2 separate regions of the Homo sapiens genome follow, and region 2 is linked to region 1. Evidence: read pairs that join two places in POLR2A ChIA-PET (ENCODE). Cell type or tissue: PC-9. All regions are shown on one strand. Each heading gives the region's core, and the rest is flanking DNA. Links, peaks and the distances in the headings are about the cores only.

The links. ChIA-PET counts read pairs that join two places held together with the same protein. Peaks named below come from ENCODE experiments on the same cell type or tissue, not always from the same donor. Only the 100,000 strongest peaks of a DNase experiment are listed, where the experiment ranks them.
Region 2: POLR2A ChIA-PET joins it to region 1 with 14 read pairs; 7 of 35 experiments call an interaction of 5 or more read pairs at or near these places.

What each region holds. Positions count from the first base shown.
Region 1 is chr5:138,208,684-138,219,812 of GRCh38, forward strand. CDC23 (cell division cycle 23) reads right to left here and starts at 4,640. Exons shown (of 16, transcript NM_004661.4): 1 at 4,469-4,640; 2 at 4,308-4,380. The coding sequence starts at 4,629. RefSeq lists an enhancer at 4,657-4,951. In PC-9, for the core only: no CTCF peak of the experiment used is centred there; a DNase peak (open chromatin) is centred at 4,748; H3K4me3 peaks cover 2,135 bases.
Region 2 is chr5:138,302,588-138,313,716 of GRCh38, forward strand. The region is part of intron 7 of CDC25C (cell division cycle 25C); the gene reads right to left. Among named protein-coding and RNA genes, the nearest start is that of CDC25C, 24 kb to the right of the region's middle. RefSeq lists a silencer at 4,697-4,872. In PC-9, for the core only: no CTCF peak of the experiment used is centred there; no DNase peak of the experiment used is centred there.

The sequences.
Region 1 (11,129 bases), core at 1-8,000:
TGGATTATATAATCTTAAATTTTTCTGTTTCATTCTTGCTTATGGGAAGAATCTGGAATGTTCTACTGAAAATTACATGTAATTTAGAGGCATTTAGCATTTGGCTGAGTTTTGTTTCGTTTTGAGACAGGATCTCACTCTGTCTCCTGGGCTGCAGTGTAGTGGCGCAATCTCAAATCACTCCAACCTCAGCCTCCTGGGCTCAAGTGATCCTCCTCCCACCTCAGCCTCTGAAGTCACTGGGTCCACAGGTGCGTGCCACCGCACCACCATGTATTTCTAGTACAGATATAGTTTCACTATGTTGCTTAGGCTGGTCTGGAACTCCCGGCCTCAAGCAGTCCTCCCAAAGTGCTGGGATTACAGGCATGGGCCACCATGCTCAGCCAGGTTGAGTTTTTAAACCAAGAAGCCACAATTGGTCCTAGTCACATCTTATATTCAGAAAAGCTAAGCTTCAGGGCCAGGTGTGGTGGCTCATGCCTGTAATCCCAGCACTTTGGGAGGCTAAGACAGGTGGATCACCTGAGGTCAAGAGTTCAAGACCAGCCTAGCCAACATGGTGAAACCCCATCTCTACTAAAAATACAAAAAATTAGCCAGGTGTGGTGGTGAGCACCTGTAATCCCAGCTACTTGGGAGGCTGAGGAAGGAGAATCACTTGAACCTGGGAGGTGGAGGTTGCAGTAAGTGGAGATCATGCCATTGCACTCCAGCCTGGGCAACAGAGTGAGACTCAAAAAAAAAAAAAGAAAAGAAAAGAAAAGAAAAGCTTTAAGTCCAAGACAAAGGATAACGAGTTTAAGGCCTTATATGACATGCTTCTTTGGTAATGTTTATAAAACACTGAGAGTAAGCAAGCCGGGTGTGGTGGCTCACACCTGTAATCCTAGCACTTTGGGAGGCTGAGGTGGGTGGATCACCTAAGGTCAGCAGTTTGAGGCCAGCCTGGCCAACATGGTGAAACCTCGTCTCTGTTAAAAATACAAAAATTAGCCAGGCGTGGTGGCACATTCGGTAATCCCGGCTATTCGGGAGGCTGAGGCAGGAGAATCACTGAAACCCAGGAGCCAGAGGTTGCAGTGAGCCGATATTGGGCCATTGCACCCTAGCCTGGGTAATACAGCAAAACTCCGTCTCAAAAAAAAAAAAAAATTGAGAGTAAGCTATAACAAACATCTACTACGTAGATTGAGCAAGCATAATACTCTTGCATTTTAATAACTTTAAATATCACAGTTATGGCTGAGAGCAGTGAATCATGCATGTAATCCCAGCACAGCACTTTGGGAGGCTGAGAGGGGTGGATCACTTGAGGTCAGGAGTTCGAGACCAGCCTGGCCAACATGGTGAAACCTCCTCTCTACTAAAAATACAAAAAAATTAGCCAGGTGTTGTGGCATGCACCTGTAATCCCAGCTACTCAGGAGGCTGGGACAGGAGAATTGCTTGAACCTGGGAGGTGGAGGTTGCGGTGAGCCGAGATTGAGCCACTGCACTCCAGCCTGGGTAACAGTGCAAGACTCCGTCTCAAAAAAAAAAAAAAAAATTCACAGTTTTGGCCAGGCACGGTGGCTCACACCTGTAACCCCAGCACCCTGGGATGCCTCGGTGGGTGGATCAGCTGAGTTCAGGAATTCAAACCAGCCTGGCCAACACGGTGAAACCCCATCTCTACTAAAAATACAAAAAATTAGCTGGGTGTGGTGGCACACGCCTGTAGTCCCAGCTACTCAGGAGGCTGAGGAAGGAGAATCCCTTGAACCTGGGAGGCAGAGGCTGCAGTGAGCCGAGATCAAACTACTGCATTCCAGCCTGGGTGACAGAGCAACATTCCATCTCAAAAAAATAAATAAACAAAATAAAGTAAATAAATCACAGTTTTAAGGTTTACTCTAGTTTACACTTTAGATCAAAACATTACTCTGGGGTTTTTCAGAGATAGTCCCTAGAGAAGACCTGAAAACACTAAGTACACAACAAATTGGTAAAGAGGCTGCTGAATCAATCATTCTCACAGCAAACTGAAAGCTATTCAACAAACCAATAGCTAATACTTTACAATAATTCAATAATGGTCAGGTTTCTGCAATGTCTGTAAAATCCCTGTATATAATACAAACCCTCAGGAGAGGGTGATATTTACTGAGGCTCTACTTCTCAATAAATATGCTTTATTTACTCATTCAATAGTTATTTATCCTATTTAGGGAACACTTATACACTGTTGATGGAACTGTTAAGTTAGTTCAGCCTCTGAACTAACAGAGTTCACAGATTTTTCAAAGAACTAAAAACAGAATTACCATTTGACTCAGCAATCCCATTACTGGGTATATACCCAAAGGAAAATAAATTATTCTACCAAAAAAACATCTGCACTCGCATGTTTACCACAGCACTATTCACAATGGCAAAGACATGGAATCAATCTAGGTGCCCATCAATGGTGCACTAAAGAAAATGTGGTACATATACACCATGGAATACGACACAGCCATAAAAAAGAACAAAATCATGTCCTTTGCAGTAACATGGATGCAGCTAGAGGCCATTATCCAAAGTGAATTAACACAGAAATAGAAACCCAAATACAGCATGTTCTCACTTACAAGTGGAAGCTGATCACTGGGTACACACGGACTTAAAGATGGGAACAACAGACACCAGGGACTCCAAGAGTGGGGAAGGAGGAAAGCAAAGGGTGAAAACTATCTGGCCAGGTCCCAGCACTTTGAGAGGCCAAGGTAGGTGGATCACCTGAAGTCAGGAGTTCCAGACCAGCCTGGTAAACAGGGTGAAACCCTGTCCCTACTAAAAATACAAAAAGTTACCCAGGCGTGGTGACGGGTGCCTGTAATCCGAGCTACTCGGGAGGTTGAGGCAGGAGAATTGCTTGAACCCGGGAGGCAGAGGTTGCAGTGAGCCATCATGCCATTGCACTCCAGCCTGGGCAACAAGAGCAAGACTCCGTCTCAAAAAAAAAAAAAAGTAAAATAAAATAAAACTGTCTATCAGGTATTATGTTCACTATTTGGATGATGGGTTCAACTGAAGCCCAACCTCAGAATCACACAATATATCCATGTAGCAAATCTGCACAAGTAACCCCTGAATCTAAAATTTAAACAACAAAAACAATTATTTATCCTATTCAGGACCAACGATGGGCCTAGGCATTATGAAAGTGGGCACAAGAGTAAAAGCTAATGAGACAAATATAAACTGCATTGACTCAAAAAATTTACCTAAGAGTATACCGTATGCTTTACCCTTATTGCTTTATTTAATCTTCTTGAAAATGCAGCAATTATTAACATTATCTATAGATGAGAAGGCTGTCACTTAGAAATCATTTGCCCACATTGGTGCTGCTAATAAAGAACTTGACCGAAATATAGATGCAAGCACCAGGCACACTTCTAAGCGGTCTATATTATTATCTCATTGACTTCTCTCAATATCCCCATTGAGTAGATACTATTACTATCGTCACTGCACAGATGAGGAAACTGGCTCAGAAGGTTAAGTTGCCAAAGGTCATTTGAACCCAGAGTCGTCTCAATCCAGCACCCAAACTTAACCATTATTTGCTATGCTGATCAGACAACAGTGTAGGTATTGTAAAAACTTTATTTATTTATTATTTATTTTGAGACAGTGTCCCGCTCTGCCCTCGGGCTGGAGTGCAATGGCGCGATCTCAGCTCACTGCAACCTTCGCCTCCCGGGTTTAAGCGATTCTCCTGTCTCAGCCTCCCGAGTAACTGGGATTACAGGCGCGCGCCACCATGTCCGGCTAATTTTGTATTTTTACTAGAGACGGGGTTTCACCGTGTTGGCCAAGCTGGTCTCGAACTCCTAACCTCGTGATCCGCCCACCTCGGCCTCCTAAAGTGTTGGGATTACAGGCGTGAGCCACCGCGCCAGACCAAAACTTTTGATTCTTCTCATCCTTTTGGGTATTTATTATGAGATATCCTTATAATAATTCCTTATAATAATATTTACTATTATGAGGCACTCTTATGTCTAGGTTTGGCTATAAGCCCTAAAAGGCTGAAATCATAAGCAGTAATTGTTTACTAATTCTCCCCAGCTTTAAATAAGAGCACCACCAAGTCTTTCAAAGCTCAAGAAAACTAAATGGATAAAATCATTTAAAACACTCAGCTCTTTGAATGCCTGAATTCCCTCTACAAACATTTCTGCTAAGCAGTTTGCTCTCCTCCAGTGACAGGGCACTCAGTGGCTCTTGAGGCACACCCCTGGGTTGATGGGGAGCGCTCACTGTAAACATGTCCTTACCTCTGTAATAGGCGGAGGCGGTTGCAGCTCGGCCAGAGGCAATGCAGGGAGAGAGAAAGCCAACTCCGCCGACCTGGAACACCCACACAAACTAGATCAGCTCGACAAGCCCCCCAAGGCCAAGGATCCAAGCCCCGTCCCTTCCCACTCCAACATCTCACCATTTGCTACTGTGTAGTAGGCCCCGCTCCCGGGTAAGGCCCGCAATAAGCAGCAGTTGCTTTTTAATTTCCCGCAAATCTGAGAAATCGCTGTTTATGGACAGGACAGGCGCCACTGCCGCCGTCACAGCCACCGGGACCATGGAGGTACTCGCAGCCATTTTCCCGACTCGGGCCACTCCAGCCAATCATCGGCGATAATACTGGCTGCCCATCTGCACCAAAAATATCTGCCTGTCATTGGCCGGCTCTTGCTCCGGAAAAACCAATCATAGGTCTTATTTCTGAAACGTCACGAAGAGGCGGGGGAAAAGAAACAACTACATCCCCAAATGGCCAAGAGCTACTGAGGCGGGAAAATTAGAAAATAGGCGGGGCGAGGGAGAAGCCACGACCTCTGGGCGGGGCGGGGAAGAGGGGAATGAGTGACTGGGAAAAGTAAACTGGGAAGCTAGGGGTGGGAGTAGGGGCAAGAAAGGGTGGAGAAGGGAGAGTGCCTTTCACGGGTGATGTGATTGGATGAAAAATAGAAAGGGTGTAGTTTCAGGGCCGACTCTGTACCAGATAATGACAAAGTGATGTATATGCTAGGAAAGATGCATGGTAGCCTCTGGATTCTTCCTTAAAATAGGAGGATGTATCGCCCCATGTGGAGGATTTTTCCTCTTTGTCTACCCTTTCTTACCCCGGGTAGCCCGGGGAGGTGGGGGTGAGAGCATTGTTCTGTAACATTTATTTAACAATAATTGTTAACATTTCACATTTATTGAGGGTTTATCCTACAACAGGTTCTGCTCTTTTACAACTATAATCTGGTTTAATCCTAAAAACAGCACTATGATATTCGTATCATCCCAATTTTATAGAAAGAAAAACGGAAGCTCGGCCAGGCGCGGTGGCTCAAGCCTGTAATCCAACACTGTGGGAGGCCGAGGCGGGCGGATCACGAGGTCAGGAGATCGAGACCATCCTGGCCAACACGGTGAAACCCCGTCTCTACTAAAAATACATAAAAATTAGCCGGGCGTGGTGGCACGTGTCTGTAGTCCCAGCTACTCGGCAGGCTGAGGCAGGAGAATCGCTTGAACCTGGGAGGCGGAGGTTGCAATGAGCCGAGATCGTGCCATTGCACTCCAGCCTGGGCGACAGAGCGAGACTCCGTCAAAAAAAAAAAAAAAAAAAAACAAAACCAGAAAAGAAAAAAAAGAAAAAACGGAAGCTCAGAGAAGTTCTATCACTCTTCCAAGGAGAGAGTCTAGACTATAAACCAGATTTTACTCCAAAGCCCAATGTTCTTAAACATTACATGAACATTTTCGGCGTTTTTTGGTTTTTATCCTTTCATAGTAGTATACTATCTTACCAACCCCTCGGGAATTTTTTTTGAAACCATTTTGTCATTCACTGGGTGTTATATAGAAGTTATCTATTTTTAAATTGTTATTTTATTATTTTATTTATTTTAAGAAAGGGTCTCGGCCGGGCGCGGTGGCTCACGCCGGTAATCCCAGCACTTTGCGAGGCGAAGGCGGGCGGATCACGAGGTCAGGAGATCAAGACCATCTTGGCTAACACGGTGAAACCCCTGTCTCTACTAAAAATACAAAAAAAAAAAAAATTAGCCGGGCGTGGTGGCAGGCACCTGTAGTCCCAGCTACTCTGGAAGCTGAGACAGAATGGCGTGAACCTGGGAGGCGGAGCTTGCAGTGAGCAGAGATCGCGCCACTGCACTCCAGCCTGGGCGACAGAACGAGACTCTGTCTCAAAAAAAAAAAAAAGAAAGAAGGTCTCGTTCTGTCATCCAGGCTGGAGTGGCCGCGGCCCGATCAAGGCTCACTGCATCCTCAAACTCCTGGGCTCCAGTGATCCTGCCGCCTCAGCCTCCCAAGTAGCTGGGACCACAGGTGTGTGTCACGACACCCAGCTAATTTTTTTTTTTTTTGTAATTTTCGTAGGGACAGAATCTCCCTATGTTGCCCAGGCTGGTCTCAAACTCCTGGGCTTAAATGATCCTCTCGCCTTGCCCTCCCAAAGTTCTGGGATTACAAGCATAAGCCACCATGCCCAGCCCATTTTACCCTTTAAAAAAATCAATTTGCGGGCCTATATTCCCAGTGCTTTGGGAGGCTGAGGCGGGAAGATCATTTGAGCCCAGCTGTTGAAGACCAGCCTGGGCAACATACCAAGACCTCCCTATCACTACTACTATAAAAATTAAAAATTAAAAAAATATATATCCAGGCATGGTGGTGCATGCCTGTCATCCCAGCTACTCGGGAGGCTGAGGTGGGAGGATCACTTGAGTCCAGGAGTTTGAGGTTGCAGTGAGCTATGATTGCACCACTGCACTCTCCAGCCTGGATGCAGAGACCCTATCTCAAAAAAAAAAAAAGAAGTAATGTCAATGGCAAAAACTTGAAGAATACATTAACTATAAAGAAAAATATGGGAGGTGGGCGTGGTGGCTCACGCGTGTAATCCCAGCACTTTGGGAGGCAGAGGCGGGTGGATCACGAGGTCAGGAGATCGAGACCATCCTGGCTGACACAGTGAAACCCCGTCTGTACTAAAAATACAAAAAAGCCAGGCTTAGTGGCGGGTGCCGTAGTCCCAGCTACCCGGGAGGCTGAGGCAGGAGAACATGTGAAGCCGGGAGGCGGAGCTTGCAGTGAGCCAAGATCACGCCACTGCACTCCAGCCTGGGCAACAGAGCGAGACTCGGTCTCAAAAAAAAAAAAAGAAAAGAAAAATATGGGCCAAGCGCAGTGGCTCACGCCTGTAATACCAACAAGGCCTAGATGGATGGATCACCTGAGGTCAGGAGATGGAGACCAGCCTGACAAACGTGGTGAAACCCCATCTCTACTAAAACTACAAAAATTAGCTGGGTGTGGTATTATGCACCTGTAGTCCCAGCTACTCCGAAGGCTGAGGCAGGAGAATCGCTTGAACCCAGGAGGTAGAGGTTGCAGTAAGCCAAGATCGTGCCACTGTACTCTAGCCTGGACAAGAGTGAGACTCTGTCTCAAACATAATTAATTAATTAATTAATTTTTTTAAGAAAGAAAAATATGTAGAACACTAACTCCCACCCAAAGGAAATCACTGGTTTCTGTGTTTCTCCATCCATCTGTGTACATAGCTTCATACTGCAGTGCTGCCCACATTTGTCATTTGATAATTCACTCTAAGTATTTTCCCAAGTTAATATTCTTCTAAATCGTGATACTTAATAACTGCATGATAATCCATTATATGAATGTACCATAAATTGGCCGGGCACAGTGGCTAATGCCTGTAATCCCAGCACTTTGGGAGCCTGAGGCAGGCAGATCACCTGAGGTCAGGAGTTCGAGACCTGTCTGGCCAACGTGGAGAAACCCCATCTCTACCAAAAATACAAAAATTAGCTGGGCATGGTGGTGTGCCTGTAATCCCAGCTACTCAGGAGGCTGAGGCAGAATTGCTTCAGCCCAGGAAATAGAGCTTGCAGTGAGCTGAGATCGTGCCACTGCACTCCAGCCTGGGCAACAGAGCAGGACTCTGTCTCAAAATAAAACAAAACAAAAAACCATAATATTTAAAGCATATAATACTCAACTGAATAGAACAAGCACTCTGTCACTCTAGACTCATGAGATCCTCCTGCCTCAGCATCTCAAGTAGCTGGGATTACAGGCAGGTACAAACAAGCCTGGCTAATTTTCTTTACTTTAGAGATGAGGGTCTCACTATGTTGCCCATGCTTGTCTGGAACATCTGGCCTCAGGTGATCCTTCTGCCTCAGCCTCTAGAGTAGCTGGGATTACAAGTGTGAGCCACTGGCCTGGCCAAGTTCACCCTTTTGATATATACAATTCAATGGTTTTTAGTATATTAACATAATTACGCAATTATCAACCACTATCCTATTCGAGAACATTTTCATCACCTGAGAAAGAAACACCATATCTGTTACCAGTCACTTTCCATTCTCCTCTCCCTCCAGCCCCTGACAATATTTTCTGTTGGTACCATTGTTTTCTGTGGTTCCCTAAGATTTCTTGCCCTGCTAGATAAGATTTTTGATTAAATAAATGCAACTCACAGATATGTTGAAGAGTACTTTAAGGAAAATTTACAGGATTCTTATTTGCAAGCTCCTCCTTATGTAGTATTTCAACATCAGGGTTTCTTATGCTTGGGGTCTTTAGCCATTATCCATTGCAGGTAATTTTTTTTTGGCAAATATTTATAGTAGCTTTATTCATAATCACCAATAATTGTAAAACAACCCAAATTTTTTTTTTTTTTTGAGACAGAGTTTCGCTCTTGTTGCCCAGGCTGGAGTGCAATGGTGCAATCTCGGCTCACTGCAACCTCCACCTCCCAGGTTCAAGTGATTCTCCTGCTTCAGCCTCCCGAGTAGCTGGGATTACAGGCATGTGCCACTATGCCTGGCTAATTTGGTATTTTTAGTAGAGATGGGGGTTTCACCATGTTGGTCAGGCTGGTCTTGAACTGCCTGACCTCAAGTGATCTACCTGCCTCGGCCTCCCAAAGTGCTGGGTTTACAGGTGTGAGCCACTGTGCCCAGCCCCCAAATATCTTTTAATGGGTAAATCTTAGGATAATCGGTGATACATTGATATACTGGAGTACTAGTCAATAATGCTACTAATAATTTTTTTTTCGAGACAGAGTTTCACTCTTGTTGCCCATGCTGGAGTGCAATGGCACAATTTCGGCTCACTGCAACCTCTGCCTCCCCAGTTCAAGTGATTCTCCTGCCTCCTGAGTAGCTGGGATTACAGGCGTGAGCCATCACACCCAGCTAGTTTTTGTATTTTTTTAATAGAGACAGGTTTTCACCAAGTTGGTGTGAGCCACCAAGCCTGCCACTAATAATAAATTTTTAATATGTATGTGACTTAGAAAATCAAGTCAGGCTGGTCGCGGTGGCTCACGCCTGTAATCCCAGCACTTTGGGAGGCCGAGGCGGGTGGATCACGAGGTCGGGAGATCGAGACCATCCTGGCTAACACGGTGAAACCCCATCTCTACTAAAAATACAAAAAATTAGCCAGGCATTGGTGGCAGGCGTCTGTAGTCCCAGCTACTGGGGAGGCTGAGGCCGGAGAATGGCGTGAACCCAGGAGGCAGAGCTTGCAGTGAGCCAAATCGTGCCACTGCACTCCAGCCTGGGCAACGGATCGAGACTCCGTCTCAAAAAAAAAAAAAAAGAAAGAAAATCAAGTCAAAATTACCACAGAGACCTCCCGTGTTCAGCTGAGTAATAAACTGTTTCATGCTTGTCTAATCATCAGGAACTGCATCACAGACTCATTCCCTCAAGATTTAAACTGTCCCTTTTTTCAGGAGGAAAATATTTAAATAATTATCTTATGTATTAAACGTTTAAAAAGTGAAAGCTGGCCGGGCACAGTGGCTCACGCCTGTAATCCCAGCACTTTGGGAGGCCGAGGCAGGTGGATCACAAGGTCAAGAGATCAAGTCCATCCTGGCCAACATGATGAAACCCCATCTCTACTAAAAATACAAAAATTAGCTGGGTGTGGTGGTACACACCTGTAGTCCCAGCTACTCGGAAGGCTGAGGCAGGAGAATCGCTTGAACCTGGGAGGCGGAGGTTGCAGTGATCTGAGATCGCACCACTGTACTCCAGCTTGGGCAATAGAGAGAGGCTTTATCTCAAAAAAAAAAAAAAGTTAAAGCCATAATTACCAACTTTAATGATGTAGACTCCTCAACTCCTTTGTAAACCCTTGAACTCTACTTCCTTGACCCTCCAGCACCACCAATCTCTGCCTAATTCAAAGGTTTTTCATTTCCAAGCTGACATTAGTTATCTTTTTGCCTTTCTTCTCTCTTTGTAGAGATACAATGGTGATATTAGTAATGCCAAGACCAGCTTGGTTGGGGAGACCCTAACCCAGTGGTGCTAGAGGAATTAAAGACACACACACAGAAACATAAAGGTGTGAAGTGGGAAATCAGGGGTCTCACAGCCTTCAGAGCTGAAAGCCCCGAACAGAGATTTACCCATGTATTTATTAACAGCAAACCAGTTATTAGGATTGTTTCTATAGATATTAAATTAACTAAAAGTATCCCTTATGGGAAACGAAGGGATGGGCCGAATTAAAGGAATAGGTTGGGCTAGTTAACTGCAGCAGGAGCATGTCCTTAAGGCACAGATCGCTCATGCTATTGTTTGTGGCTTAAGAATGCCTTTAAGCGGTTTTCCACCCTGGGCGGGCTAGGTGTTCCTTGCCCTCATTCCAGTAAACCCACAACCTTCCAGCGTGGGCGTTAGGGCCATTATGAACATGTTACAATGCTGCAGAGATTTTGTTTATGGCCAGTTTTGGGGCCAGTTTATGGCCAGATTTTGGGGGGCCTACTCCCAACAAGTAAGAGTTCTTTATTGGGAAAGAACAGAGTGCAGAGCTAGAGAATGTGGGCTCTGAGCCACACCACCTAAAGGCAAACTCTAACTCCACCATTATCAGCTTGTGACCTTGGCAAAGTCATTTATTGTATTAGGTTGGTGCAAAAGTAATTGCGGTTTTTGCCATCACTTTTTTTTTTCGTTTGAGATGGAGTCTCACTCTTGTTGACCAGGCTGGAGTACAGTGGTGTGATCTCTGCTCACTGCAGC
Region 2 (11,129 bases), core at 2,125-10,124, 96 kb after region 1:
ACTCGGGAGGCTGAGGCAGGAGAATCGCTTGAACCCAGGAGGCGGAGGTTGTGGTGAGCTGAGATTGCACCATTGCACTCCAGCCTGAGCAACAAGAGCGAAACTCCATCTCAAAAAAAAAAAGTAATTCATCATATTAACAGATTAAAAAAAAAACTCACTTGATTATCTCAATAGATACAGAGAAAAGGGCTGGGTAGGGTAACTTATGCCTGTAATCCCAGCACTTTGGGAGGCTGAGGCAGAGGGGTTGCCTGAGCCCAGGAGTTCAAGACCAGCCTGGACAAAATGGTGAGATCCCCATCTCTATAGGGGAAAAAAAAAAAAAAGAACTAGCCAGGGGTGACTGTGTTTGCCTGTAGTCCCAGCTACTTGGGGAGGCATAGGCAAGAGGATCTCTTGAGCCCAGGAGTTTGAGGATGCAGTGAGCTGTGATTGTGCCACGCACTCCAGCCTGGGCAAGAGAGTGAGACCATGTCTCTTTAAAAACAAAAACAAAAACAAAAAACCTGTTCCTGCTAAAATCTCCTGGCAAACTAGGAAATAGAAGGGAACTTCCTCAACCTGATGATGGGCTTCTCAAGAAATGTATAGCTAACATCATACTCAATGTATAAAAAGCTGAATGCTTTTCTCTAAGCTCAGGTGTAAGGCAAGGGGTTGTAAGTAATTTTTAAGATTACAAAGGAGTTCTAAGACCAAAAAATTTGAGAACTCTTATTCTAGTAGAAGGGAAAATTGGTAATATAGGAGTGGGGAAATACTGCAGTAGTACACATGAGGAGATGCTTCCATCTGACTCGGTTTTTGCAGTCTTTACAAATGCCTACAAGGCCCTACACGATCTGTCCTTCTGCTAACTCCTCTCTGCCCTCATTTTCTACCCTTCTCCACTTGCTCCCTCCGCTTCAGCCACACTGGCCTTCTTGCTGTCCCATAAACACGCCAAGCATACTCACCTCAGGGGCATTGCACTTGCTTTGCCTTCTGCTGGGAATGACTCATTCCTCCTGACATCTGCTTGTTGGCTTCCTCGCTCTTTCAGATGTCTGCTCAAACGTCACTCTCAAATAAGTCTCCTCTGACCTATGCAACCTATCAAAAATAACAACTCTCACCCTGCCCTACTCCAATCCAGGGACTCCCTATAATCTCCCTTTGCTTTTTCACCATAGTATTTTTACCATCTGCCATATTACAAATGTATTTGTCTGTCTGTTTCCTCATAACTAGAATGTAAGCTCAGATACTACTGTATCTCTGGCATTAGTGAATAAATGAATGAATGAATGAATAGGACACAGTGTGAAGGAAGGGCTTTAGATAGGAGCAGGGACACTTCGTGCTCTGTGGCAAGAGCGACTGCAGATTATATGGGTATAAAAGGAGATTGATTGCTGTATCTGGTGAGAAAAGAAGGCAGTTTTCTTCTGATAGCATCTGTTTTCTCTTCACAACAAAACACTTCAAACTGCATATGACTAAAGTCATCCTTGATCTCATCCTTCCTTCACAGCCTGCACCCAACCCTTCAAGTCCTGTTGATTCTCTATCCAAAATATATATATCTATGTATCTTTTTACTTTTTTAATTTTTTTGAGACAGGGTCTTGCTCTGTTGCCCAGGCTGGAGAGCAGTGGTGTGATCGTGGTTCACTGCAGCCTCAAACCCCTGGGCTCAAGCCATCCTCCCACCTCAGCCTCCTGAGTAGCTGGGACTACAGGCATACACACCATGCCTGGCTTTTTTTTTTTTTTTTTTTTTTTGTAGAGACATGTTGCTGAGGCAGGCAGACAAAATATATTTTGAATGCATCCATTTCTCTGTCTCCATAGTCAACACCTTAGTTCAGGCTACCACCAACTGTAGCTAGGACTAACACAATGGCTCCTACTCTTACCTGCTTCCAACTCTTTTTTTTTTTTTCTCCTTTTTGAGGCAGGGTCTCCCTTTGTTGCCCAGGCTGGAATGCAGTGGCACGATCATGGCTCACTGCAGCCTTGACCTCCTGGGCTCAAGCAATCCTACTGTCTCTGCCTCCCAAGTGGCTGGGACTACAGGCATGCACTACCACATGCAACTAACATTTTTTTATTTTTAGTAGTGATGAGGTTTTGCTATGTTGCCTAGACTGGTCTCAAACTACTGAGCTCAAGCAACTCTCCTGCCTCAGCCTCTCAAATTGACAGGATTACAGGTGAAAGCCAAACCACCCGTTGACTTCCAACTCTTAATCCTTTCTAATCTGTTCCCCATCCATCAACAAGAGTGGTCTTCACAAAACAAATCAGACCATATTATTCCCCTGCCTAAAGCCCTCCCTTCAGTAGCAACTCATTGTACTTAGAATAGAATCCAAACACTCACCATAGCCTAAAGACCCTGCGTGATCTACCTCCTGACTACTTATTCTTTCCCAGCTCACATAACACTCCTCTCATTCACTGACTTCTCAGTCCCTCCAACATGTGAAGACCTTTTCCACCTGGGGCCTCTGTACCTGCAACATTCCTTCTTCATGAAATGCTCCTGCCTCTACTCTTGTCATATATGATTCCTTCACAATTAGAGTGGCCCTAACTTAATACCAGCTTGTCCGGGACTTTCCCAGCTTTAGCAATGGAAGCCCCATATCCTAGAACATTCTAGTCCCAGGCAAACAGAGAGTTCATCACCCGATTCTTAACCAAATATCTCCCACTTGTGGAGATCTTCCCTTATTATTCTCCATTTAAAGATTTCCTTTTGTTAGCCTCTATTTCAGACCTCATTTTGTTTCCATCATTACACTTGGACTATTTGCAATTACTAAATTATTATTATTATTATTAGAAATGGGGTCTTGCTCTGTCACCCAGGCTGGATTGCCCAGGCATGATCATGGCTCACTGTAGCCTTGAACTGCTAGACTCAAACAGTCCTCCCACCTCAGCCTCTGGAGTAGCTAGGACTACAGGGGCACACCACCATGCCTGGCTAATTTTTATTTTTTTGTAGCGATGGGGGCTTACTGTGTTGCCTAGGCTGGTCTCAAACTTGTCGACTCAAACTATCCTTCTGCCTCAGACTCCCAAAATGTTGGGATTACAAGTGTGAGCCACCACACCCAGCCCAAAATCTAAATTATTTTGTCTGTTATGGCAGACATTTACAATTTGGCTGCCTAACATACTGTTTCAGTAAAATCTAAAGTTAGAGAGGCAGTCCTGCCTCCTCATGAGGTGGCCAATGGGAGACAGATATTCCCTTTTCCATGCCCTTGTGACCAACTAGATATTCCTGCCTGGGATTTTCAACCTTAAAGAAGCTCAAAAAGCAAAGGGTTGGTCCAGACTTTTTATGGTGGCTGCATCACAGTAGAGAATATACTAGGTGGTAGCAAATATCCATGAGCAGCACAGTCTATCTAGCAGCAAGCCTGATCATGTTCCATGGCAGGGTGCCAGTAACGGTGGCATTGAGTGTCTAGCCAGCAAGTGGTGGCATCCTGAGCTCAATGTTCCTGGAATAGTATTTTGGCTGGGCCTTACTTTGTTTTCCAGCCTTCCTTGTAATTCTGAGTTCCTCAGTACCCTCCAGAAAAATCCCTTTTCTGCTTGAGGAAACTAGAATCAGTTTCTATTATTTGCAACCAAGAACTCTAACTAGAATATCTATTAACTTGAAAAAAATTTTTGTTGTTTTGATGCATCCCTGACAAGAATATAAATTCTAGTCTGTTTTGTTCACCATCGTATCACCAGTGCCTAGCACACTTCCCAACATGTAGCAAGTACTCAATAAATATTTTTTAAGTAAAGAAATGAATGAAAAATCACTAAGGTTACGACAATCTCCAAGGAGGTCACTGCTTTATACAAGTATCTATTTATTTCCGTTTATTATTATTATTATTATTATATTTTGAGACAGGGTCTCACTCTGTCACCCAGGCAGGAGTGCAGTGGCGCAATCTCGGCTCCCTGCAACCTCCACCTCCCGGGTTCAAGCAATTCTCCTGCCTCAGCCTCCCAAGTAGCTGAGATTACAGGTGCATACCACCATGCCCAGCTAATTTGTGTATTTTTAGTAAAGACGGGGTTTCATCATGTTGGCCAGGCTGGTCTCAAATTCCTGACCTCAGGTGATCTGCCCACCTCAGCCTCCCAAAGTGCTGGGATTACAGGCGTGAGCCAATGTGCCTGGCCTATTTTTTTTTTTTCCATTTAACATCAAAGAGGTAAAACAGTAACAAAAAAAAATCCCTATTCCTTTTCTTTTTTTTTTCCTTTTTGAGACAGAGTCTCGCTCTGTTGCCCATGCTGGAGTGCAGCGGCACGATCTCAGCTCACTGCAATCTCTGCCTCCCAGGTTCAAGTGATTTTCCTTCCTCGGGCTCTTTAGTAGCTGGGATTACAGGTGCATGCCACCATGCCTGGCTAATTTTTGTATTTTTAGTAGAGACGGGGTTTTGCCATGTTGGCCAGGCTGGTCTCGAACTCCTGACCTCAAGGGATCTGCCTGCCTCGGCCTCCCAAAGTGCTGGGATTACAGGCATGAGCCACCGTGCCCAGCCCCCTATCCCTTTTGTAACCTAAAACCTACTGCTATGCATATTCTTATAGGATGGGCCATCAATCAAAAATGACTTTATGGCCATGCATGGTAGCTCACACCTGTAACCCTAGCACTTTGGGAGGGTGAGGCAGGCAGATCACTTGAGCCCAGGAGTTAAGACCAGCCTGGGCAACATGGTGAAATTGTCTCTACAAAAATTAGCTTGGCATGGTTGCATGTGCCTGTAGTCCCAGCTACTCGGGAGGCTGAGATGGAAGAATCGCCTGAGCCCAGGAGGTTGTGACCTGCAGTGAGCCCTGATCACGCCACTACACTCCAGCCTGGAAGACAGACTGAGACTGCCACAAAAAAAAAAAAAAAAAAAAAGAAAAAGAGAAAGAAGGAAAAAAAGAAAGAGAAAATGACTGCATAAGAGTTACAATCTAAGAAAATGAGCCCATAAAAGGACAATTTTAAAACATTTTTTATTTAATTATTTAAATTTTCTGTCAAGGCTCTATTGTCCAAATATTTTTCAAAGACCATCAAAATGCACTTTGGGAGGCCAAGACAGGGGGAACACTTGAGCTCAAGAGTTTGAGATCAGCCTGGACAATATAGAAGACCCTGTCTCTTAAAACAAAAATCAAATAAATACTCATAGCCCTATGCCACTCTTCCACCTAAACAAAACTTTCAGAGCAGTGGTCCCCAGCCTTTTTGATACTGGGGACCAGTTTTGTGGAAGACATTTTTTTCCATGGATCTGGGTGGGGATATGGTTTCAGGATGAAACTGTTTCACCTCAGATCATCAGGCATTAGTTAGATTCTCAGATTCTCACAAGGAACCGGCAACCTAGATCCCTCGCATGCGCAGTTCACAAAAGAGTTTGCCTCCTATGAGAATCTAATGCTGCCACTGATCTGACAGGAGGCAGAGCTTAGGTGTTAATGCTCGCTGGCCTGGCCCACCTCTTACTTCCTACTGTGCGGCCCGGTTCCTAACAGGCCATGGACCTGTGTTGATCCATGGCCCACGGGTTGGGAAAACCTGTTCCAGAATATTTCCTGGGGTCAATCTATTTTAAGTCCATGCTTCTATACTGTCTATATTATGCAATTCAGAATGATATTTCTGAGACTATGAAAGATCTTCAATCACCAGAGAAAGATTCAATTATGTTCACTGTACTGTACTTAATTTCATAAAAGCAGATCAACATAACTTAGACAAGTTTTCAACAATGAAATAGAAAATAAAAGGATTTTTTAAATTAACATTAAATTCAATTTGCTAAGTTAATACCAGCTGAGACTTAACTATATTAATTACAACATTCTGCAAATGTGAAGACTAACATATTTGTAAAAGTGATCCTAAATCTTCATTTTACATTGCTCTTTTTTTCGGAAGCCCTAGAAACCTTTTCCCCATGCCGACTATTCCCAACTCACTGTTTTTCTATAGATCTACTGCCCATTATCAGCAAGTCCTCAAAACTGTTTTATGTTTTAGGAAGGTCACTGTCAATTCTCCCAACACCCATCCTGCCTTCTTCAGATTGTATCTTGGTTTTGTTTTCCCACAAACCAATGAAATTAAAAATAAAATAGGACTTAATACTATGTTATAGAACATAACGCTCAAAATTTAGTGTATATCAGAATTACCTGGGAAAATTGCTAAAAACAGGCTCTGGGGTCAGGTAGATCTTAGTTTAAACCCTGGCTCTGCTGCTTCTAACTATGTAACCATGGGTATCACACCTTACCTCATGACCCAATGGGCTCCCCTCAAAGGGAGACAACAGTCATATTTCAGGGTGGATATGAGAATGAAATGTGATTATGGATGTATACTGCTTAGCACATGGTGCCTACTATACTCTAAGTAGTCAATAAATGGGAGCTCTTGTTATTGCGTGGCCCTCATTTTTCCTTTCCATTCTAGTCTCTGTACTGTCTTCAATACTAAAACCCATTGTATTTTCCACATTCTTACAATGTCCACTGACAACACTTTGGAGAGCATGACTTCACAATACTTCCACTAAGCTTCTCTAGAACTCCACATCAGGCTCTCAACAAACTGGTATTAAAAAAAAAAAAAAAACATAAAAATACTTCATTCTTAAAACAGGAAATTTGACTGGGCACAGTGGCTCACGCCTGTAATCCCAGCACTTTGGGAGGCCAAAGCAGGTGGATCACCTGAGATCAGGAGTTCAAGACCAGCCTGGCCAACATGGTGAAACCCTATCTCTACTAAAAATACAAAAAATTAGCTGGGGGTGGTGGTGGGCACCTGTAATCCTACCCACCTGGGAGGTTGAGGCAGGAGAATCTCTTGAACCCTGGAGGCGGAAGTTGCAGTGAGCCGAGATCACACCATCACACTCCAGCCTGGGCAACAAGAGCAAAACTCCGTCTCAAAATAAAAGGGCGATGGGGGGAGGTGAGGGGAATTTAAGAAAACAAAATAAAAAAATAAAAATAAAAACAACTGCAATCATCATCTATTATTATACTATCAAGAGCTCAAACATGGCATGCCCTCAAACTAACTAAAACCTCCCCTGGCTCTCAAAATTTTTTTTTTTTTTTTTTGAGATGGAGTCTCGCTCTGTCACCCAGGCTGGAGTGCAGTGGTGTGATCTGCAACCTCCACCTCTCAGGTTCAAGCGATTCCCCTGCCTCAGCCTCCCAAGTAGCTGGGATTACAGGCACCTGCCACCAAACCCGGCTAATTTTTGTATTTTTAGTAGAGATGAGGTTTCACCATGTTGGCCAGGCTGGTCTCGAACTCCTGATCTCCAGTGATCCACCTGTCTCGGCCTCCCAAAGTGTTAGGATTACAGGCATGAGCCACTGCTCCCAGCCTAGCTCTCAAAACTTTCTAAACCAGCCACTTTCTACCTTCTCAGCAACTTTCAATCACATTACTGCTCTTACTTTACTGAGTCCACCTAATGATATCTGGCTTTTTAGCCAGGCTTTGAATCATCGTCGACTTTTCTGCTGCCTTCACCATACCTATTCTTCCTCAACCCCTTGTTCATCCACCATTGGCAATCTTCAACCCTTACTATCATCCCTGGAGTTCCAAAGTCTCCAATCTCGCTTCCAGGCCAGAACATTCTTGTAGGAAGACACTTCGAACAAGTGCCATGCATGTCTACCTGATAATGCCCTCATAGGACCTTACAAATATCATCTTACTAGGCTTTTAGTAATTCCACAGTCTCCAAAAGTCAATTATAACCTTCTTCACACACTTTTAAGACTCTCGCCTCGCACTCTCCTCTGAATCATCAGATTACTTCAATGTTTACTTTGCGGAGGACATCAAGGCCATTGAGCATCCCCTCACCTATCAGCCTTCTTCATAACTCCACATAGTTTAGTCGTATACTACAATAATTAAGCACTTACACTACACAATAATAGTTAAGTACTATTAATTGATAAGTATTGCTCTACATGTTTTATGTGTAATTAACTCATTCGATCCTGACAACAACCCAAGAAATTGAACACAAGGAGATCATATGACTCACCTACAGTCATATATCTAAAAGTGGCAGAGTCAAGCTATGAATCCAGGCAGTCTGGCCCCAGAGGCTACTTCTCAGACCACTGCGCTCCACTGACTCACATGCTCTTAACTTTTCCCACTGAGCCCTTTCCTTCAATAGGGACTTCGAATGGTGGTCAGATAGGGTTAGTTATCCTTAGCTGTTATGTTTTAACTTTTCCATAAAGGAGAATATATTCAAGGATGATTTGTGAAATTAAAGATTTATAAAATGACTTACTACAAAGCTGCAGTAAACAGTGTGGCACTGGCATAAAGACAGACATATAGACCAATGGAATGGAACACAGCCAAGAAATAACCTCTTGCATATATAGTTAAATGATTTTTGAAAAGGGTGCCAAGACCATTCAATGAAGAAAGGAGAGTTTTTTCAACAATTAGTGGTGGGACAACTGGATTTTACATTCCCACCAGCAATGCACAAGGGTCCCAATTTCTCCATATTGTAGCCAACACTGCTTTGTTCTTTGTCCCAAAGAGCAAAGTTAAAGCCTTCTCTTATACCATATACACACATTAACTCGAAATGAATCAAAGACCTAAACTTAAGAGCTATAACTATAAAACTCTTTAAAGAAAACATAGGGAGCTGAGCCCAATGGCTCACACCTGTAATCGCAGCACCTTGGGAGGCTGAAGCAAGAGGATCGCTTGAGGCCAGAATTTTGAGACCAGAAGAGTAACACAGCAAGACCTCATCTCTATCTCTACAAAAAATAAATTAGCCAGGTGTGGTGGTGCATGCCTGTAGTACTAGCTACTATGGACACTGAGGTGGGAGGATCCCTTGAGGGCAGGAGTTTGAAGTTACAGTGAGCTATGTGATCGCATCACTATACTCCAGCCTGGGTGAGACCCTGTCCCTACTATTTTCTTTTAAAAAGGGGAGGGGGTTGGGGGAGGCACATGACATTGAATCTGGCAATGATTTCTCAGATATGACACCAAAAGCACAAGCAACAAAAAAAGTGGATAAATTAGACTTCATCAAAATTAAAAACTTTTTTGCAACAAAGGGCACAATCAACATAGTGAATAGGCAACCAACGGAATAGGAAAAAAGATTTGCAAATTATTTATCTGATAAGGGATTGATATCCAGAATATATAAAGAACTACAACTCAACAACAACAAAAGAAACAACTCAATTAAAAAATGGGCAAAGGACTTGAATAGACACTTCTCCAAAGAAGATATACAAATGGCCAGGAAGCATATGAAAAGGTGCTCAACATCCCTAATCATTAGGGAAATGCAAATTAAAATTACGATGAGATACCATTTCGTAGTCATCAGATGGATAGTATCAAAATCAGGAAATAACAAGTGTTGGCTATGATATGGAGAAACTGAGACCCTTGTGCATTGCTGGTGGGAATGTAAAATGAACAGTTGCTATGAAAACAGTATGAGAGTTCCTTAAAAAATTAAACACAGAATAACCATATGACCCAGCAATTTTACTTCTGGGTATATACCCTAAAGAACTGAAAGCAGGGCCAGGTGTGGTGGCTCACACCTGTAATCCCAGTCACTTGGGAGGCTGAGAAGGGAGGACTGCTGGAGCCAAAGAGTTCAAGGCTGCAGTGAGCCATGATCACATCACTGCACTGCAGCCTGGGCAACTGAGTGAGACCTGTCTCCAAAAAAGTAAAAGAACTGAAAGCAAGGACACAAACAGATATTTGTAAACCAATTTTTATAGCAACAATATTCACAATTGCCAAAAGATGGAAACCCAAATGTCACAAAATGTGATATATACATACAATGGAATATTATTCTGCCATAAAAAGGAATGAAATTATGATACATGCTACAACATAGATAAAGCTTGAGGACATTATGCTAGTTGAAATAAGCCAGTTACAAAACAAAAAAACCCTGTATCATTCCACTTATCAGAGATATCTAGAATAATCAAATTTATAGAAAGTAGAATGGTGGTTGCCAGAGGCTGGGAGAAGGGGAAAATGGGAAGTTGTTTTATGGGCACAGAGTGCCAGTTTTCCAAGATTAAAAGAGTTCTGGAGATTGGTTACACAACAATGGGAATGTATGTAATACTACTAAACTATACACTTGAAAATGGTTATGATGATAAAGGTTATGTGCATTTTACAATTTAACATAAAACTGATTTTTTTTAAAGAGAATGAAATTCTGATACATGCTACAACACTGATTACCAATGAAAACATTACACTATGAGATATATGCCAGAGATAAAAGGATGATAAAATTCCATTTATATGAGGTACCTAGAGCAAACTCATAGAGGGCAGAAAATAGAATAGTGGTTACTAGGGGCTGGGGAAGGGGGAGAAGATGGGGAGTTATTGTTTATGGGGTACAGCATTTCTGCTTGGGGGCCAGGTGCAGTGGCTCACCTGTAATCTCAGCACTTTGGGAGGCTGAGGAGGGCAGATCACCTGAGGTCAGATATTCAAGACCAGCCTGGCCAACATGGTGAAACCTTGTCTCTACTAAAAATACAAAAAAAATTAGCCGGCCACGGTGGGGCATGCCTGGAATCCCAGCTACGCGGGAGGCTGAGGCAGGAGAATCACTTGAACCCAGGAGGTGGAGGTGCAGTGAGACAAAATTGCGCCACTGCACTCCAGCTTGGGCGACAGAGCAAGACTATATCTCACAAAAAAAAAAAAAAAAAAAAAAAGAGAGAATTTCTGCTTGGGGTAATAAAAAAATCCTAGAGATGGGTAAGTACACTCACAATAAAATGAAGGCACTTAATACCACTAAACTGTATGCTTAAAAATGATTAAAATTGTAAATTTTGTTTTACCATAACAAAAAATGTATAAAAAGAATTAATATATAAATGTGCCACCTGTATTTGTGTCCTAGATCTCTCCTTTCTGATTCCTGGCTAATATTATTCCTATATGTGTCTACTTCATTATCAGTCCCACAGTGGCTACTGCTCTTTCTTCCCAGCCTTTCTCTTCACTTTAAACTTAGAGTCATTAG